3 separate regions of the Homo sapiens genome follow, and regions 1 and 3 are each linked to region 2. Evidence: read pairs that join two places in POLR2A ChIA-PET (ENCODE). Cell type or tissue: Panc1. All regions are shown on one strand.

Region 1 (5,000 bases), 120 kb after region 2:
TTAGAGAAACACTGTACAAAACAGTGTTTCCACGTTCAAAAGATTTAGATTTGTTTCTCCAAGATTCATGTGGGTATGAGCTTCACATATTGAACCCAGCCAGTGAACTAACAAACATGTGATGATCCATAGAAACCACACGAGTAATAGGTAATGGTCATCGGTAAAAATAATAGTATTGGCCGGGCGTGGTGGCTCACGCTTATAATCCTAGCACTTTGGGAGGCCAAGTTGGGTGGATCACTTGAGGTCAGGAGTTCAAGACCAGCCTGGCCAACAATGGTGAAACCCTGTCTCGGCTAAAAATATAAAAATTAGCTGGACATGGTGGAGCATGCCTGTAGGCTCAGCTACTAGGAAGGCTGAGGCAGGAAAATCACTTAAACATGGTGGGTGAAGATTGCAGTGAGCCGGGATCACGCTGCTGCACTGCAGCCTGAGCAACAGAGCGAGACTCTGTCCCAAAAAATATAATAGTATGTGTTACTGAGCCTTTTTTTTTTAAATAATACATTTTGAGCACATTCATTTGCTCACATGTTTAAAAGTTATGAAAGTAAAAATGACAATCATGTCTAATGTAGAGAAACCATGGAAGAAATGTTAGTGAAGCATTAGAGAAGAGATCAAGTAGACAATGTTGAAGAGTGAGAACACTTGGAAACAGGAAGGAAGAGCCTTGGGAATGATCAAAATTAAAGAATATAATCATCCAGGTGATATCAATATAAGAGTTTAACGTAGGAACTATGTGTTCTATTTTGAGCATCATGAAGCAAGATACTGGAGGAAAAAATATATAAATATTATAAATACCTTAAATGTATCATAACAGGTCATATTAACAAAGACTACTTACACTGTGGTGAAAATTGCTTACCAGGAGGATACACACTGAGTGAAAAACTACAGTGAATGTTTCTGAATGTATGGCTCAGCAGAGCTGCTCATATCAGTGGGCATTGAAATTAATTATTCTCCCTGAAAATGGGCCAGTCTGTTTTCAAAAAAAAAAGATAAGTTCATTAATTTTTCATATTACAGCTACTACGATTTGTTAGAATGGCATGCATTATGGCAGATAACATTGGTAACTACATAATTGTCCTTGGCTATTTTTCCCATTTTTTTTTTTTTTTTGAGACGGAGTCTCGCTCAATCACCCAGGCCTGGAGTACAGTGGTGTGATCTCGGCTCACTGCAACCTCCACCTCCTGGATTCAAGCAGTTCTCCTGTCTCAGCCTCCAGAGTAGCTGAGACTATGTTGCCTGCCACCATGCCTGGCTAATTTTTGTATTTTTAGTAGAGTCGGGGTTTCACCATGTTGGTCAGGCTGGTCTTCAACTCCTGACCTCGTGATCTGCCCACCTCGGCCTCCCAGAGTGTTGGGATTACAGGCGTGAGCCACTGCACCCGGCTGGCTTCTTTCAGTTTTAGCACCGTGCTCTAACTAGCTGAGCTAACCAACTGATTGATATTATTTCAATTTTAACAATAAGAAAGCCACCCCCTAAAACAATTATGGAAGTAATGGTGATTATCTTACATATTTACTTCTTTCATATCAATTCAGTGTTTTTTATTTTATGGTGCTCTTTTGCGTATTACCTTATGTTCCTATAAAAATCCTTTGAGTATCACTTGTTCAACATTTATTATATTATCTACTCATTTGTCAACAAGGAAAATGAAGCTCAAAAATAATGTGACTGACTAAAGGGTCAAGTAGCTTATTAGTGGTAATGTCAAGTCTCACACTTGTGTAATTTGTTCTATATCTACTACAGACCAACCAACCATTTTCATCAGGTGCTGGTTTTCAGATAAGTAGAGTTCCTTTATATGGAATACTAACTAGGAGTTATGGATATTAAAAAATATAAATGGCATATAGTCTTTTAATTGTTTCTATAATGTATAGTATGGAATTCAAGTGGAACTATAGGAAACTAAAGTTAGCATTATGAGAATAAATTTAATTTCTAACATGTCCAGTATACTTAAATATTGGATGTGTTCTGAGTTTAATATTCAAGTTTTGAAAAACTTACTGGTATAGTTATATAAACATACAAATATAAATAAACTATATTTAATTGGTTACAGTAAATCTGGAAAAGAGCAAGGCTTTTTAAGTAGAAAGTAAAATTGCTTTTAAATTTGAAACGTAGGGTGTTTTGGTTTTTATTTTAAAATTCTAGGTCAGACATTTGATTCAGCAGGAGATCTATAGCATAAATTATGAACTATTTGATAAGAAACTGAAAGAATTGAACCAACGCATTGGGAAGACAGAGTGCAGAAATAAGCATGAAGGAATAGCTGATAAACTTTTGGTAAGTTTTGATTTCATTTGAGTCTTTTTTAGGGGAGTAGGGGGTGTTGTTGCTCTGTTGCTCAGGCTGCAGTACGGTGGCTCACTGCAGCCTCTGCCTTCTGAGCTCAAGCAATCCTACCACCTCAGTCTCCAGAGTAGCTGAGACTACAGGTGCACACCACCATACCCTGCTAATTTTTGGGTTTTTTTTTTTTTTTTAGAGATGAGGTTTCACCATGTTGCCCATGCTTCCCTCAAACTCCTGAGCTCAAGTGATTCTCTAGCCTCAGCCTCCCAAAGTGCTGGGACTACAGGCGTGCGTCACCACACCTGGCCCATGTGAGTCCTTTTAAAAAGAAGAATTTGGTGATATTTTTCATATTAGCAAAGGAAAACAATAAGGGAAGACATACCTGATTCCTGGCCATTAGCCTAATGTGAGAACATATCATAGGCAATGTAATTTACTATAGCTTAGCAATATCGGCTTTTGAGAAATACTCAGAACTGTTAGGCATTCTGTGTCAATTGACAGGCTTAATACTTAGGCAGCTTCGGCCAGGCGCGATGGCTCATGCCTGTAATCCCAGCACTTTGGGAGGCCAAGGTGGGCGGATCACAAGGTCAAGAGATCGAGACCGTCCTGGGCAACATAGTGAAACCCAATCTCTCCTAAAAATACAAAAATTAGTTGGGCATGGTGGCGTGTGCCTGTAGTCCCAGCTACTCAGGAGGCTGAGGCAGGAGAATTGCTTGAACCAAGGAGGCAGATATTGCAGTGAGCAGAGATTGCACCACTGCACTCCAGTCTGCCGACAGCGAGACTCCATCTCAAAAAAAAAAAAAAAAAATAGGCAGTTTCTTTTAAACCTAAATATATCCTTTATTAGAACTTGTACAACCTGTTTCAAGCCTTTTTGGACTTTTTGTTTTCCTCTTCTAGTATTACTTGCTGATTGATGTTTTTAACCACATTAATTTTATTGTAGACCAATTAGAAGTTTGAGTTTTTTGTTTTGTTTCGTTTGTTTGAGATGGAGTCTCGCTCTGTCGCCCAGGCTGGAGTGCAGTGGCGCGATCTCGGCTCACTGCAAGCTCTGCCTCAGGGTTCACACCATTCACCTGCCTCAGCCTACTGTAGTCCCAGTAGCTGGGACTACAGGCGCCCGCCACCGTGCCCGGCTAATTTTTTGTATTTTTAGTAGAGACGGGTTTCACTGTATTAGCGTTGATGGTCTCAATCTCCTGACCTCATGATCCGCCTGCCTCGGCTTCCCAAAGTGCTGGGATTATAGGCGTGAGCCACCGCCCCCAGCCTTTTTTTTTTTTTTTTTTTTAAACAGTCTCACTCTGTCGCCTAGGCTGGAGTGCAGTCGTGTGATCTCAGCTCACTGCAACCTCTGCCTCCCAGGTTCAAGCGAGTCTCCTGCCTCAGCCTCCCGAGTAGCTGGGATTACAGGCGCCTGCCACTACACCCAGCTAATTTTTTGTGTTCTTAGTAGAGATGGGGTTTCTCCATGTTGGTCAGGCTGGTCTCAAACTCCTGACCTCAAGTGATCTGCCCGCCTCGGCTTCCCAAAGTGCTGGAATTACAGGCGTGAGCCACTGCGCCCGGCCGAAGTTTGAGATTTTTATCTTCCTTACCTTTAATATTATACAAGCATAGGCTGGGCACGGTGGCTCACGCCTGTAATCCCAGCACTTTGGGAGGCAGAGGCAGGTGGATGCTGGGGTCAGGAGTTCAAACCAGCCTGACCAACATGGAGAAACCCCGTCACTACTAAAAATACAAAATTAGCCAGGTATGGTGGCGCATGCCTGTAATCCTAGCTACTTGGGAGGCTGAGGCAGGAGAATCGCTTGAACCCGGGAGGCAGAGGTTGCAGTGAGTCGAGATCGCACCATTGCACGCCAGCATGGGCAACAAGAGCGAAACTCCATCTCAAAAAAAAATTTTTTTTATTTATATATATGTATATGTTATACAAGCATAAAATGTGATTTCAAGCTTTTGCATATATTAGAATTTTTCATTTGGGTAGATGTCTAGGTCTTACAAAACTACTTTGGCAAATAATTTACCCTCTATCTCTATGTGATATATAGTACTCTGGCTTAGTATTTATTTTTTTCTCTTTTTCTTCTAGGCAAAAATAGCAAAACTTCAAAGACGTATTAAAACAGTATTATTATTTCAAAGGAATTGTTTGAAACCAAACATGTTATCCAGTAATGGAGCCTCTAAGGTTTGTATAAACACACAGGAATTGTAATCATCTATTTGACTCATATAAGTGGTTTGATTAGAAGAAATGAATATATTTCCAGGCTAGGACAGAAGGTGTAAAGGTAAGTAAGTTTTTACTTAGAGTGTTCCCATGCATCTGTCTCTGGAAAAGACACCCTTAGGTAGTACATGCCACTTGTATTTCTGTAGTAAAGGGAGTAGAAAGAGGATTGGTGATTGCCAAGATTGGCTTCCCCCACCCCCATTTTATCATGAAAAGTATCAAATATATACAGCAAAGTTGAAATTATGTGTTTTTAATTATAGTTTAAGTTCTGGGGTACATGAGCAAAATGTGCAGTTGCATTACATAGGTATACACGTGTCATGGTGGTTTGTCAGACCCATCAACCTGTCATCTACATTAGGTATTTCTCCTAATGCTATCCCTCCCC
Region 2 (5,000 bases):
TACTCAGGAGGCTGAGGCAGGAGAATCACTTGAACCCAGGAGGCCGAGGTTGCAGTGAGCCAAGATCACACCACTATACTCCAGCCTGGGCAACAAAGCAAGATACCATCTCAAAAAAACAAGAAAAGAAAAATCACTTTATATATATATATTTATATATATTTATATATATTTATATATATATTTATATATATTTATATATATTTATATATATTTATATATATTTATATATATATTTATATATATTTATATATATATAATTTTTATATATTTATATATATAATTTTTATATATATTTATATATATTATTTATATATATAATTTATATATATTTATATCTATAATTTATATATATATTTATATCTATAATTTATATATATATTTATATATATAATTTTTATATATATTTATATATATTTATATATTTTATATATATATTTGTGTATATTTTTATATATTTTTTATATATATTTATGTATATATTTATATATATATTTATATATATTTATATTTATATATATATATTTATATATATTTATATATATATTTATATATATATTTATTTATATATATTTATATATATTTATATATATTTATATATATTTATATATATATTTATATATATTTATATATATTTATATATATTTATATATATTTATATATATATTTATATATATTTATATATATTTATATATATTTATATATATTTATATATATTTATATATATATTTATATATATTTATATATTTATATATATTTATATATATTTATATATTTATATATTTATATATATTTATATATATTTATATATTTATATATATTTATATATATGTATATATATGTATATATATTTATATATATGTATATATATTTATATATATGTATATATATTTATATATATATTTATATATATATTTATATATATTTACATATATTTATTTACATATATTTATATATATTTACATATATTTACATATATTTTTATATATTTACATATATTTATATATATTTACATATATTTACATATATATTTACATATATTTTTATATATTTTATATATATTTATATATATATTTTTATATATTTTTATATATATATTTTTATATTTTTATATATATATATATATATATATGTATGTATGTATATTTGAGACAGGGTCTCGCTCTATTGCCCAGGCTGGAGTGCAGAGTGGCATGAGCTTGACTAAGTGCAGCCTCACCCTCCTGGGCTCAAGTGATCCTCTCACCTTAGCCTCCTGAGTAGCTGGGACTGTAGGCAACGCACCATCATGCCTGGCTAATTTTGTTCATTTTTTGTAGAGACAGGGTCTCACTATGTTGCCTAGGCTGGTCTCAAATTCCTGGCCCCAAGTGATCCTCCCACCTTGGCCTCCCAAAGTTCTGGGATTGCAAGACTGAGCCACTACGCTCAGCCTTAGCTTTGTTATTAATTTGGAAGGCTTTTACATCTGTTTCCCAACTGATGGGAGTAAAGACATGCCCTTGCTATGTAGGTCTAAGAAGCAGCTGCAGACATGGCTTACATACCCCCAGCCCCCATTCCTTCCTCTCTCAGTTGCTCTTCCTTGAACCATACCTGCCCCCCCCCTCCAACGTCCTCTTCTCTCTGCCCAAGGGCTGGCGTCTTGGTTGTTTTCTCTTTTAAGCCAGGCTCTAAGTGTTTACTTCTCTTGTTCTATAATGATTTCTCCCTTTCCCAGAGACATGTGACATTTTTCAGCTCCTTATTCTTTTTTCCAAGGGCCTTTATCTGCTCCACTCCCATCTCACCAAGGCCAACCACATTTGTTATCCTCAGAGGCATGCTTTTTATCCATTTTACCCTGTGCACAGCAGCTGGCCCCTACATAAATGAGCTACATTCTCAGCAGCTTTAAGGAAAGAAACTTGAAAGAAGGGGGAACCAAGAAGATATAAAGTTGGGCACCCCTTCTAATAAGGCTTCGAAAGCAGGGGTCACATGGAAAGGCAAGGACTTTCTTTTTTTTTTCTGAGATGGAGTCTCACTCTGTCACCAGAACGCAATGGCCTGATCTCAGCTGACTGCAACCTCCGCCTCCCAGGTTCAAGCAATTCTCCTGCCTCAGCCTCCCAAGTAGCTGGGACTATAGGCACGCACTACCACACCGAGCTAATTTTTGTATTTTTAGTAGACATGGGTTTTCGCCATGTTGGCCAGGCTGGTCTCAAACTCCTGACCTCAAGTGGTCCACCCGCCTCGGCCTCCCAAAGTGCTGGGATTATAGGCATAAGCCACCACTCCCAGCCGACTCTGTCTTTAAAAAAAAAAAAAAATCCGTATTCCTTTTCGTGTTTTTATGGGTCATGGGGTTGTCAGAAAAAGGAAAATTCAAAAGAAACTGTTAACAGTGACCCACAATAGCTACAGTTAGGCACATGGTTTATAAACCTATGACTATATGGCCGGGTGCAGTGGCTCATGCCTGTCATCCCAGCACTTTGGGAGGCCAAGGTGGGTGCATCACTTGAGGTCAGGAGTTCAAGACCAACGTGCCCAACATGGTGAAACCCCGTCTCTACTGAAAAATAGAAAAATTAGCTGGGTGAGGTAATGGGTGCCTGTAATCCCAGCTACTGCAACAGCTGAAGCAGGAGAATTGCCTGAACCTGGGAGAAGGAGGTTGCAGTAAGCCGAGATCATGCCACTGCATTGCAGCCTGGGCAACCAAGCGAGACTCCGTCACAAAACAACAACAACAAAAAAAACCCTATGCCTATAAACTAAAGCTGACCTCTTGCCTGTGTGCCTGTGTAACTGGAGCTTGTTAAACATTTCACTGACAGGTACTGGGTATAAACTTGTTTATCTGAGGTAGAACAAAGACAGGCTGGAATCAGCCACCCTCCACCAGGCCCTAAGATGCCTAACCTTTCTCCTGACCCGCTCAACTGCTCTTTTACCTTATCTTATGTATACAGTCACGGAGCACCAATGAGAATCACAAAAATGTAACCCTTGCTTCTCTCCCCTCTTCTCCTACCTTCTGTGCCACACACATCCTCCTGTTTGAAAATGTGTATATACTGTGCCTTGCACAACCTACATTGGGACAGATTCTTGGTCTATATTGAGTATGTGTTCCCAGGCTTCAGTCCTCCAACTTGACTCAGAGTAAATCTAACCGTGATTTCTCTAAGTGCTAGCACTTGTAATTTCACTTTTTGGTTGGCAGGGTCACAGATTTTTTTCTCTCCTCCCTAAAGCTCTTCCCCTGGTCCACCCATCTTTTTTTACCTGCAGGTATATTTGCACAGAGAAACCAGAACTAACAAAAATCTACAGTTATGACCATTATCAATACCCAGTTTCGGAAAGTTTCTGTGGAAACTCCCTATGATCAGACAAAAATATTGGCCTGTGCATAGGAATTCAGTAGTGGCCATTTCAAAAGCAAAGTCTATAGAAAGATGTTAAAATGAAAATAAATACACTAGCCAAAAAAAAAAAAAAAAAAAAAAACCCCAGCTCAGCCAGGCGAGGTGGCTCATGCCTGTAATCCCAGCAATTCGGAAGGCTGAGGCAAGAGGATCACCTGAAGTCAGGAGTTCGAGACCAGCCTAGCCAACATGGTGAAATCCCGTCTCTACTAAAAATACAAAAATTAGCCAGGCATGGTGGTGTGTGCCTGTAATCCCAGCTACTTGGGAGGCTGAGGCAGAAGAATTGCTTGAACCCAGGAGGTGGAGCTTGCAATGAGCCAAGATCGTGCCATTTGCACTCCAGCCTGGCAACAAGAATGAAACTCCATCTCAAAAAAAAGAAAGAAAAGAAAAAGAAAGAAAAGAAAAAAAAAATAGGCTGAATTGCAAATACAACAAAGACAAGTGGAAATTTATAGCCCAGAAACAGGGTAGGGATCCATGAGTGGAAAATTAGCTAAAGGAAACATTAGTGGTAAGAGAAGAGGATTCTGGCTAAATGGACCTAACAGGACTCTTGCTGCAGGTAAGCCAGGGTGATCTGGAATGTGATCAGATATCCAGGGTTGAGGATTCTGGCTAAACTGACTTAGCAGGATTCTTGCTAAAATTGGGCGATACAAAAAAAAAAAAAACACCATGGAAGTCCAAGAGTTGAGACCTAACTGGGAAGAGGATTTCGATGAATCTCCCTAAAGCTTGGTCAAGGGGAGGCTCTTTGTCAATCCTTAAGACAACTACTCTAGCCAACCACAGTGGCTCATGCCTGTAATCTCAGCACTTAAGGAGGTCGAGGCGGGTGGATCATTTGAGGTCAGTGGTTTGAGAACAGCCTGGCCAACATGGTGAAACCCCATCTCCACTAAAAATACAGAAGTTAGCTGGATATAAAAGTGTTATTCTCTTTTATAAATGAGAACATTGAGGGGTACAGAGGGCTACTAGCTGTGGCATTCAGTATACCATGCTTAGCCAGGAGATTTTATGGAGGGAATGGTGGGTGTAGGTCAATCTGCCATACATGCAGCCACTTCTTCTCAATCAGTGGTCACTTAATCCTCTCCTTGTACCTCAACTTCATTTAGAGGATAATTAACTACCGTAGGAGTGAAAAGGTAATAAGTTATCCTCACCCATTACAAGGGTCATTGCCAACACTCCTACAACAAAAGACAGATTAATAAGAGAAAAACATAACAAATGAATTTAACAAAATTTTGCATGACACGAGAGCCTTCAGAAACAAAGACCCAGAGGAAACTGTATTTTTATGCTGAGATTCACTGGAAAATGAACAGTTGTGTACAAAGATGATTTGACAAGAAGAGTATGATCTACTGTTAATAAACTGGGGGTGGTGCAGGGCCTCTGGGCATAGAGCAGGATCTCTCTGGAATTGTCACCAGAAAGGGGTTCCTTTCCAGACCCCAAGAGAGGGTTCTTGGATTTCACTCAAGAAAGAATTTAGGGCGAGTCCATAGAGTAAAGTGAAAGCAAGTTTACTGGAAAATTTAAAAAAATAAACAAATGGTCCAGGCA
Region 3 (5,000 bases), 93 kb after region 2:
GTTAGGTGAGTCTCTTCAAGGCAGGAGATAGTTGGTTTGTGAATTCGTATCCATTCTGCAAATTCATGTCTTTTAAGTGGAGCATTTAGGCCATTTACATTTAATGTTAATGATATGGTTTGGCTGTGTCCGTACTCAAATCTCAACTTGCATTGTATCTCCCAGAATTTCTATGTGTTGTGGGAGGGACCCAGGGGGAGGTAATTGAAACATGGGGACCAGTCTTTCTCATGCTATTCTCGTGATAGTGAATAAGTCTCATGAGATTTGATGGGTTTATCAGGGGTTTCCGCTTTTGCTGCTTCCTCATTTTTCTCTTGCCACTGCCATGTCAGAAGTGCATTTTGCCTCCCGCCATGGTTCTGAGACATCCCCAGCCATGTGGAACTGTAAGTCCAATTAAACCTCTTTTTCTTCCCAATCTCAGGTATGTCTTTATCACCAGCATGAAAATGGACTAATACAGTTAGTGTTTAGTTGTGAGGTACTATTCTGTTCATCATGCTGTTTGTTGCCTTTATACCTTGGTTTTTTGTTTGTTTGTTTATTGTATTTTTGCTTTATAGGTCCTATGAGATTTATGCTTTAAAGAGGTTCTGTTTTGATGTGTTTCCGAGATTTGTTTCAAGATTTAGAGCTCCTTATAGCAGTTTTTACAGTGTTAGCTTGGTAGTGATGAATTCACTCATCATTTGTTTGTCTGAAAAAGACTGTATGTTTCCTTAATTTATGAAGCTTAGTTTCACTGGATACAAAACTCTTAGCTGATAATTGTTTTGTTAAGCAGGCTGAAGATAGGGCCCCAAATCCTTCAAGCTAGGAGGGTTTGCCGAGAAATCTGCTGTTTATGTGATAGGTTTTCCTTTATAGATTACCTGATGCTTTTGCCTTACAGCTCATAAGATAGGTTTTCCTTTATAGATTACCTGGTGCTTTTGCCTTGTAGCTGATAAGATTCTTTCCTTCATCTTAACTTTAGATAATCTGATGCCAGTGTGCCTAGGTGATGCTCTTTTTGCAGTGAATTTCCCAGGTGTTCTTTGAGCTTACTGTATTTGGATATCTAGGTTTTTAACAAGGCCCGGGAAGTTTTCCTTGACTATTCTCCCAAATACGTTTTCTAAACTTTTCGCTTTCTCTTCTTCCTCAGGAATGCTGATTATTCTTAGGTTTGGTTGTTTAACATAATCTCAGACTTCTTGGAGGCTTTGTTCATATTTTCTTATTCTTTTTTCTTTGTCTTTGTTGGATTAATTAAAAAGCCTTGTCAAGCTCTAAAGTTCTCTTCTGCTTGGTCAGTTTTGTTGCTGAGACTTTCTAGAGCATTTTGCATTTCTATAAATGTGTCCATTATTTCCTGAAGTTTTGATTGTTTTTTATTTATGCTATCTATTTCACTGAAGATTTCTCCCCTTATTTCTTGTATGATTTTTTTGATTTCCTTAAATTAGGCTTCACCTTTCTCTGGTGCCTCCTTGATTAGCTTAATAACTGACCGTCTGAATTCTTTTTCAGGTAAATCAGGGATTTCTTCTTGGTTTGGATCCACTGCTGGTGAGCTAGTGTGATTGTGTGTGTGTGTGTGTGTGTGTGTGTGTGTGTGTTTGGGCGGGGGGGTGGGGGATGTTAAGGAACCTTGTTTTGTCATATTACCAGAGTTGGTTTTCTGGTTCCTTCCCATTTGGGTAGGCTCTGTCAGAGGAAAGGTTTAGGGATCAAGACTGTTGTTCAGATTCTTTTGTCCCACGGGATGTTCCCTTGATGCAGTACTCTTCCCCTTTTCCTAGGAATGTGGCTTTCTGAGAGCTGAGCTGTAGTGATTGTTATCTCTCTTTAAAATTAAATACCTAGTAACTAACCGAAGATGTGAAAGATACCTACAATGAAGACTGTAAAACACTGATGAAAGAAATTGAAGAGGACACAAAAAAATTAAAAGATACTTCATGTTTGTGGATTAGAAAAATCGATATTGTTAAAATGTTCATACTGCTTAAAGCAGTCTGCAGATTCAGTGCAGTCCCTATCAAAGCATCGATGACATTCTTCACAGAAATAGAGAAAACAATCCTAAAATTAATATGGAACCACAGAAGACTGAGAATAGCCAACACTATTCTGAACAAAAGGAAGAAAACTGAAGGAATCACATTACCTTACTTGAAGTTATACTGCAGAGCTATAGTAACTAAAACAGCATGGTACTAGCATAAAAACAGACCAAACAGTAGAACAGAATAGATATCCCGGAAACAAATCCATATACCTACAGCGGGTGAACTCATGTTTGACAAAGATGTCAAGAACAAACATTTGCGAGAAGACAGTCTCTTCAATAAATGGTGCTGGGAAAACTGGCTATTCACATACAGAAGAATGAAATTAGATCTGTTATCTCTCACTATATATAAAAAGGCAAAATGGATTGCTTAAATCTAAGACCCCAAACTATGAAACTGCTAGAAGAAATCATTGGGGAAACTCTCTAGGACATTGTTCTGGGCAAAAGAATTTTCATAAGCCTTGGTAATCAAATGAAAAATGGACAAATTGGATCACTTCAAGTTAAGCTTCTGCACAGCAAAGGAAACAATCTACAAAGTAAAGAGACAAGGCACAGAATGGGAGAAAATATTTGTAAACTACATGTTTGACATGGCATTAATAACCAGAATATAAGAAGCTCATACGACTCTGTAGGAAAGAATCTAATAATCCAATTATACAATGGTAATACCTGAATAGACATTTCTCAAAAGGAGAGATACAAATGGAAAACAGGCATGTGAATAGCTACCTAATGTCATTGATCATCAACAAAATGCAAATCAAAGCTACAGTGAGATATCACACCTCATTTAAAATAGCTCTTATTCAAAAGACAGGTAATATGAAATGCAGGTGAGGATGTGTAGAAAGGGAATCCTTGTACATTGTTGGTGGGGATGTAAATTTGTACAACCAGTATGGAGACCAGTTTGGAGGTTCCTTAAAAAACTAAAAATAGAGCTACCATGCAATCCAGCGATCCAGGTGCTGAATATATACCCAAATGAAAGGAAATCAGTATATCAAAGGGATATCTGCAATTCCATGTTTGTTGCAGCACTGTTCACAATAGCCAAGATTTGGAAGCAACCTAAGTGCTCATCAGCAGATAAATGGATAAAGAAAATGTGGTACATATACACAATAGAATACTATTCAGCCATGCAAAAGAATGAGATCTGTCATTTGCAACAATGTGGATGGCTCTAGAGGTCATTATCTTCAGTGAAATAAGCCAGGCACAGAAAGGCACACTTATGTTCTCACTTATTTGTGGGAGCTAAAAATTAAAACATTTGAATTTGTGGTGAGAATAGAAGGATGGTTACCATAGGCTGGGAAAGGTATTTTGTGTTGGGGAAGAAGGTGGGGGTGGTTAATGGGTATAAAAAGTAGTTAGAATGGGCCAGGCACAGTGGCTTACACCTGTAATCCTAGCACTTTGGGAGGCCGAGGCAGGTGGATCACCTGAGGCCAGGAGTTCAAGACCAGCCTGGCCAACATGGCGAAACTGCCTCTCTACTAAAAAACACAAAAGTTAGCCTGGTGTGGTAGTGATGGGCACCTGTAATCCCTGCTACTCAGGAGGCAGAGGCAGCAGAATCACATGAACCCAGTAGGCGGAGGTTGCATTGAGCCAAGATCACACCACTGCACTCCAGCCTGGGCAACAGAGCAAGACTCTGTCTCAAAAAAAAGTAGTTAGAATGAATTAAGACCTAGTTAACCTAGTATTTAATTGCACAACTGGGTGACTATAGTCATCAATAATTTAGTTATACATTTAAAAATAACTAAGACTATAATTGGATTGTTTGTAACACAAAGGATAAATGCTTCAGGGGATAGATACCCCATTTACCAATGTGATTATTATGCATTGCATTTCTGTATCAAATTATCTTATGTACGCACAGAAGTTACAAATTAAAACTGGAAATGAAACCTCATGAAAGTATAAGAATCAGAGGTCATATAAAACAATCACATAAAGGAAGAGAAAGGAATCAAATGGCAACACAGTGTAATTCCATTATACCACAAAGACGAGGAAAACAAGGAAAGAATTTATACAACAACTAGGTAATAATCGATAATGTGACAGGATCAAAACCTCTCATATTAATATTAACATGGAACCTGAATGGATGAAATGCTCCACTGAAAAGAGAGGTTGATGGAATGGATTTTCAAAACCCATCAACCACGTATATGCTGCTTACCAGAAATGTGTCTTACATGGTAAGACACATTTAGACTCAAGTTGAAGGGGTAGAAAAAGATATTCTGTGCAATGGAAACCAAAATTGAGCAGGAGCAGCTAGACATATCTCACATACAATTAGCTTTAAATCAAAAGCAGTAAAGAAAGACAAACATGATCATTATTTAATGATAAAGGGATCAATTCAACAAGAGGATATAACAATCCTAAATATGCATGCACTGAACACTGGGCCACCCAGATTCATTAAATATTACTATAGTTAAAGAAAGAGATAGATAGCTGAACAATAATGGTAGGGAACAACACCACACTCATACTAGACAGAAATTGATAATCTGGTCCTAAAATTTATATGGAAATTCAAGGGACCCACAATAGCCAAAACAGTCTTCTCCAAGAATAACAAAGTTGGAGGACTTAACACATCCTGAATTCCAAACTTCTCACAAATGACAGTAATCAAGATAATGTGGTACAGACCTATACACAAATGGAATAGAATCGTGAACCCAGAAATACACCTTCTCATTTAAAGTCAATTTGTTTTTTATGAGGGTGTCATAAAAAAGGTAAGTAATGGTGTTTTAAAATTGTGCTGGAACAATTGGATGTCCACGTCGGTCGTGGAGACCCTAACCCAGTGGCACTAGAGGAATTAAAGACACACACACAGAAATATAGAGTGCGGAGTGGGAATCAGGGGGCTGACAGCCTTCAAAGCTGA

Evidence for each region. Peaks named below come from ENCODE experiments on the same cell type or tissue, not always from the same donor. Only the 100,000 strongest peaks of a DNase experiment are listed, where the experiment ranks them.
Region 1: POLR2A ChIA-PET joins it to region 2 with 8 read pairs; 6 of 35 experiments call an interaction of 5 or more read pairs at or near these places.
Region 3: POLR2A ChIA-PET joins it to region 2 with 5 read pairs; 3 of 35 experiments call an interaction of 5 or more read pairs at or near these places.

What each region holds. Positions count from the first base shown.
Region 1 is chr16:10,435,899-10,440,898 of GRCh38, forward strand. It overlaps ATF7IP2 (activating transcription factor 7 interacting protein 2), which reads left to right. Exons shown (of 14, transcript NM_001393719.1): 7 at 2,203-2,337; 8 at 4,466-4,564. LOC107984877 (a long non-coding RNA gene) reads right to left here. Exons shown (of 2, transcript XR_007064983.1): 2 at 4,847-5,000. Among named protein-coding and RNA genes, the nearest start is that of ATF7IP2, 52 kb to the left of the region's middle. In Panc1, no CTCF peak of the experiment used is centred here; no DNase peak of the experiment used is centred here.
Region 2 is chr16:10,320,388-10,325,387 of GRCh38, forward strand. No RefSeq gene overlaps it. Among named protein-coding and RNA genes, the nearest start is that of ATF7IP2, 63 kb to the right of the region's middle. RefSeq lists a cis regulatory region at 2,755-3,076. In Panc1, no CTCF peak of the experiment used is centred here; no DNase peak of the experiment used is centred here; H3K27ac peaks cover 3,632 bases.
Region 3 is chr16:10,413,059-10,418,058 of GRCh38, forward strand. It overlaps ATF7IP2 (activating transcription factor 7 interacting protein 2), which reads left to right. Exons shown (of 14, transcript NM_001393719.1): 2 at 1,516-1,554. Among named protein-coding and RNA genes, the nearest start is that of ATF7IP2, 29 kb to the left of the region's middle. In Panc1, no CTCF peak of the experiment used is centred here; no DNase peak of the experiment used is centred here.